Linked DNA regions of Homo sapiens: region 2 is linked to region 1. The links are chromatin loops, found by intact Hi-C in ENCODE. Cell type or tissue: IMR-90. All regions are shown on one strand. Each heading gives the region's core, and the rest is flanking DNA. Links, peaks and the distances in the headings are about the cores only. Region 1 overlaps PELI2 (pellino E3 ubiquitin protein ligase family member 2). Region 2 overlaps PELI2 (pellino E3 ubiquitin protein ligase family member 2).

Region 1 (2,929 bases), core at 245-2,744:
CCTGTGCTGTTTAGGCATTGCTGATGCAGTGAGAACAGGGAACTTTCCTTTTAGAGTGGAGTGACAGGCATAAACAGAAAGAAACATGCAAATAGAGGAGTAATAAGTGACAATTTCAGGTGCAGCCAAGTTCTGAAGAGGAGTTGATAAACTTGGAGAGTGACTGCTTAGGTGGGTATTGGTTTCTTCGGCTGGAAGGTGAGGGAAGTTCTCTCTGAGGAGGTGAAATGTGAGTAGAGGATGCTAGTCTGGTTTTTGAATACTTGAATTGTGGTATTTTTCTTTTTTCGAGGGTAGGTTTCTGACTGTTTACCAATGTTGAACACATTGAAGAGTGCAGGTGAAAGAGTGACTAGGTAGGAAGATTTTTAGAGAGAACCTTATTCATATTCCACCCTTAGGATTTGAGACAGTGTACTTCATCTTAAAACAACAATAACATTCACATAGAATTAATATCATCTTTATGATATTATCTTTATGTCCTCTGGGGTATAAATATTGGAAAACAGAAAATTTCAAGTAGATTTTCTGAATAATGAGATGATTCCTGAGATCTAAAAATGCCTAATATTTGGTATTGATAGAAGCTTTGCTTGTCAAATTCAGTGCTTTTTTTTTTTTTAATGGTTATGTGACTGTCCTTTTTGCTCACTTTCGAATGTCATAGTGAAACATTACTAGGAAATCCTGGAGAGCAGAATGAAGAGCTGATAGATGTCTATATCCATATCTAAATACTTCTATATCTTTTTGTGTGTTACACAGTATTATTAAGAGATTCCACATAGCTAGGATTTTAGTGAGCTCATCACTTTCTGGGCTGATTAGTGGAATTTAATTATTTCATGATTCCAGCCAGTTAATGTATCATAGCCACAACTCTTTGTTGTGTCCACTACTTAACTGAAGGTAGAGAAAAATGACTGGTCTAACCAGCAGGTCTTTTTGCTATAATTTTAAACTTACGTTTTAAGGTTAGGGAAGTGGCTCAGGATTTGAGAGGCAGTTTGGTATAGTGGGAAGAACATGCATTTACAGGTGGGTGACCTGAATAAGCCCTTCTCTCTTGCTGACTGGCTCTGTGACTTTGGCTTAATTCCTCCTCCTCCTCTCTGTTTCTTTATCAATTTGCAAAATATGATTGGATTAGGTAGGCTTCAAGAGCCCTTCCTGGTCTGTGCTCAGTAATTCTGTTCATTGGCGCAAATGTAGAAACTATTTAGTTACATATTCTAAGTTCCCTGACAGTTGTTTTAATAGCAGAAAAGATCAATGCTGTGGTTGTTTTTTATGAAGATGTGCGTAAAAACAGAATGTTTAAAAAAGTTGTAATGATATACATCTGTTTGACTCATTGGTGTTAGGTTACCCATGGGAGCATTTAAATTGTGTAAAACTTTATGTTCCAAGTTTAAGAAAGACAGTGATGTTTTGAAATTTAGCTAAATAGACTGAAATAACCAGCATAAAGAGGAGATGATCTCATGATAAAAATTTAGAACTGAATAGCATTAGGGGAAATTCCTAATGTAGATGATGGGTTGATGGGTGCAGCAAACCACTATGGCACGTATGTACCTATGTAACAAACCTGCACATTCTGCACATGTATTCCAGCCTTAAAGTATAATAAAAAAAAATTAGGACTGGAAGGGGGCCTAATGGTCATGGTATATGTTTAGCCCTTATATTTTATTCTTGAGGACACAGGCTCCCAGAACAAGAGAGGTTCAAGTTCATAGTTGATCTGGGCTGAGCTGGGTGGCTGTACTCCCCTACTCTACCCTTTCCTCACTTTAAGACAGATTCCAGCAGCGCTGTCAGTTCCTCAAAGCATCCTTTCTGGATTCAATTTGAAGCATGTGGCTCTCTTGCTGACTAATGGCCCATGGTGGTTTTTGGAAAAATATTGCTTACTCTCTTAGTTCCTCTCACCTCACAGTTGAATGGATAATGCATTTTGCAAGACTTTTTTTTTTTCTTTTGATGCTTCACAAAATGTATTTTTATTGGCTCTCTCAACCAAGGGTTCTTAACCTAGGGTCCACAGATGGAGTTCGGGACATTCTTGAACTTAGATGGGGGAAAAACATGTCTTGATTTTCATGATATTCAAACTGCAGTTTAGCATTTTCATTCACTTATGAGTGTAGGCAACAAAAAGACTTGCTGCTAGATTTTGTTATTTAATGCATTATTACAGAAGTGCACATGTGTATAGCAATTTAAGACTTTTGATATTTAAGTATAAGTGATTCCAATTGTAATCCTTTGTATTTTATTTTGTATGTTTAAAAACATTAGTCTGAGAAGGGCTCATTACATGTCATCAAACTGCCAAAGGGATTCTTGGCACAAAAAGAGGGTAAGAACCTCTACAAATGAAAATTTATAAATATGACTAAATATGACTGAAAAATGAAGTATTTTAGTAGAAATTGATAAGCTCTACAAAAGGAGGTAGATACCTGCCTCATTTCCTTTGGATGATTCAGTGTTTTGTTAGGTAAGACAAAGAGGGGTATAGTAGCTTGTAGAGTTTATGGTCTTTTTTTTTTTTTTAAAAGCAGGTCCCACTTTCTGTATGCTTTTTGTTGTTGCTGTAACCTCAGCACTTTGCCTTGACTACTCCACCCTTTGGTGGCAATAAGAAACCTTCAAATATACCCTAACACTTTTCCTTTTCTCATCCTCCACTCTAATTTGGGCCCAAAGACATCAAACATTAGTATCTTTTATAGACTAAAAGGTCTTTGAACTTTAAAAAAATTTATAAAACAAAATCTTTACTGTAGCTCAGCATGTGGGGTGATCTGAAGAGCTCAGATCTGTTTGTGTGGATGGAGTGTCTAATTCTGTGGGCTATTAAGGGTTACGGTGTTACTGGCTTTGAGTTGCTATATTTTCCTTTACTAACTTTAGCCTT
Region 2 (2,929 bases), core at 152-2,651, 77 kb after region 1:
TTTAAGGAGAAACTCAAAGAGTTTGGTTTGGGTCTTGTGTAGTCTGAGATGCCAGTGAGATATGAGGGGAAGAGTTGAGGGCACAAATTGGATACATGAATCTGGAATTCAACCATGTAGAGAGGGGCAGAAGATTTAGGACTGAGCATTGGTGAATTCATCCTTTAGACAAAGGCTGAAAAGGAGTGACCAGGAAATAGGGAGGAGAACCCAGAGAGCGTGGCATCATGGAGCATGAGAGGAGTGTGCCTAAGGCAGACTGGAGTAGCTGACAACATCACATGCACTGAGTGAGTCCAGTGAGATGCGACTTAAAGGAAGGGACTTAGATTTGACCACTTGCAGGTTGGTGGCTATGGTGGCTAAGGCAAATCTGATGGAGCAGCGGGGACAGTGTCCAGCATGGAGTGGCTGAGCCATAAGCAGGAGATGAGCAAGTGCAGAGCCCACATGTGACAGCTCTTTGGAACAGATGTGCAGTGATGGGGAGTAGCAAAACTAGGGAGGGCTTGGGGGTCATGACTTTTTAATGATGGATGATAGGAGAGCATGCTTATATGCTGATGGAGATGACCCAGTATGGTGGGATATTGATGACAAGTAGAGAGAGGGTATAAATGGTTCTTGTTTTCTATCTATTCATTGGTCAATTTTGGTACTTTTATATTTTGTTAGAAAATCTTCCATCTACTCTGGATTTTTGACAAAGTGAATAATGTTCACTTTATTTTAATCATTAGTGTCTGTAATTATATCACCTTGTCTGTTCCTAATTTTGTATATTTTTTGTTCTTCTTTTCTTGCTTAAATAGCTTTTGTTTTACTCATATTTTCAAAGAGCCAGCTTATGACTTCACTTACTTTTTCTACTGTTATTTTCTTAAGTTTTATTAATTTTACCTTGTATCTTTCCCCCTTCCTCCTACAAGAATTCTGTAAACAAAAACAATTTTATTACTATCATGTGTGAGCCAAAAGTTTCTCTCTTGCTGCCCAAGGTCTTCCCCCATGAGAGTCATCATGTGATGCTTCTGGGTTGTCCTTAGTGATTGTCCTGAGTGTCTCCACATGCCCATATTTGGAAACTGAATGTAGCGGTTCTGCCTGGGCTCTAATCTCCATTTACTTCTGTTCTGTTTTTGTTTATACAAGAGACGGTCTGGCCTGGTCATTTCTCGTCTTGGTATGTTACTGCTGAGTCACAGTTCAGTTAACCAAGAACCATGAGAATGAAAGTTCTCAACTAATCACAGACGGTAGATTCCCCAATGCAATGAAAAACTCTTCTTTATATCAGGAATATTAAAATGGAAGATTACATTTAAAATAATAATTAAATCTACCCAGTGCTTCATGGTTCTTCTTGTTGATTTCTCAGGGTGTGGTTAGCAATGAACTGAGGTTTATAACTAGCAAGTATTAGTGAAAACCCCCTGATAATTCAGTTTAATGGCTACTTTGACACATTCATCCTGATTTAAACACAGACCCTACAGGTTATATAAACGGATAAGATACAAGTTGTTTTGGTAAATTAAAATCTGTAAATATGTATGATAAACCAGCCAGCTATTTCTTAAGTATTTACATGTAGTTTTCACTCAGCTTACCAGGGCCCAGGGATTTAATTAAGCTGTACTGCAAGTTCTGTTTATGGTTGTGCCATATACACAGGTGGTGCTCAATAAATCTTTGTTGACTTGATGTTGATTGAGTGTATCTGGGGTTTACCTTCACTGTAGAAATTACCTTACATGGATGGCAACGCTAGGTGTATTCACCTGGTAGACAGTGGGTCTGTATGAAGCTTAGGTTTTGCTGGCAGTCAGCAGTTTAAGTGATTAACGAAGAGTTCTTACAATACAGGGAGCAACGATTTAAAGACAGAATTCAAGGCCTCAATATAACTGTTTACATTCTTTTTAATCTGTGTCATAATTCATTTTCAAATATTTGTAGTTGTTATTGTAACAGAAGGTATTTCTTCTTTCTTTTACTGCTACTACACCACCTTGCCCTAACAATAATGAGAGTTCAAATACAGAGTGCTTATTCTGTGTCATACAGGTAATATCTATGGCCACCAGATTCTGTGCTAATAAGCACTTTGCATATTTTTTTTTACTTTCCCTCACAACAGTTTCACAAGGTAGGGCTTTTATCATTTCCATTTTCAGATGAGGCATGTGAGGCACAGAGTGTTAAGTAACCTCCCCAGGGTCACACAGCCGGTGAGAAGTGGAGTGAAGACACGCCTGGGTCTGTCTAATGCCGGAGCTTCCTTTCATAACTACCACACTCTACTGCCTTCGTTACCCTATAGGGTACCATCTAGAACTGGAAATGACGACCAAGAAGGAAGGAAATCTCACTAAAGGGCTGGTAAAATAATCAATATAACCACCATTCAGCCAAAAATACACACGCAGTTGTTGAAATATTGGCTTTTTGATTTCTGAAATGCTGATGACTGTAAGTGAACAGCCTGTACTTCAGGCAAAGGTGATTCTTTTTTAAGTAACTGAATTCCTGAATCAGGTCTCTCCTTCTTAAAGTTCCTGTTAGACTGTTTTTAATATCACAGCAGGCCTTAGCAGAAGAACTGTTGGCATTTTCATTAGTTGTCTTACATTTGCATTTCAAACAAACATTCTGATTGTTTGCCTCATAGATTTTGCCTGGTCTAATGGCCATTAGTGATCATTATTAAATGGAACTGTCTAAAGATTTCACAAGTTTGTTTGGATTTCATAGGCCTTCTTTTTAAATAAGAAAGTCACACAGTCATCTCTAATATTAAAATACATTTAATCTAGGTATAAAACACCAATTAAAAAAACATTAAACTTGGTCTTTAAATGTGAACCCAAGGAAGAGCACTGGCCTGTGCATTTGGAGGCCTGGAACATGCGCCCTGCAATGTGGCTCC

The links. Hi-C counts contacts between places; a loop is a spot of excess contacts. Peaks named below come from ENCODE experiments on the same cell type or tissue, not always from the same donor. Only the 100,000 strongest peaks of a DNase experiment are listed, where the experiment ranks them.
Region 2: it touches region 1 in a loop (2.7-fold over the local background); 15 of 110 quality-filtered maps call a loop at or near these places.

The regions. Positions count from the first base shown.
Region 1 is chr14:56,120,627-56,123,555 of GRCh38, forward strand. All of the region lies in intron 1 of PELI2 (pellino E3 ubiquitin protein ligase family member 2), which reads left to right. Among named protein-coding and RNA genes, the nearest start is that of PELI2, 3.7 kb to the left of the region's middle. In IMR-90, for the core only: no CTCF peak of the experiment used is centred there; a DNase peak (open chromatin) is centred at 1,335; H3K4me3 peaks cover 14 bases; H3K27ac peaks cover 351 bases.
Region 2 is chr14:56,198,194-56,201,122 of GRCh38, forward strand. The region is part of intron 2 of PELI2 (pellino E3 ubiquitin protein ligase family member 2); the gene reads left to right. Among named protein-coding and RNA genes, the nearest start is that of PELI2, 81 kb to the left of the region's middle. RefSeq lists an enhancer at 999-1,188. In IMR-90, for the core only: no CTCF peak of the experiment used is centred there; a DNase peak (open chromatin) is centred at 1,128; H3K27ac peaks cover 1,747 bases.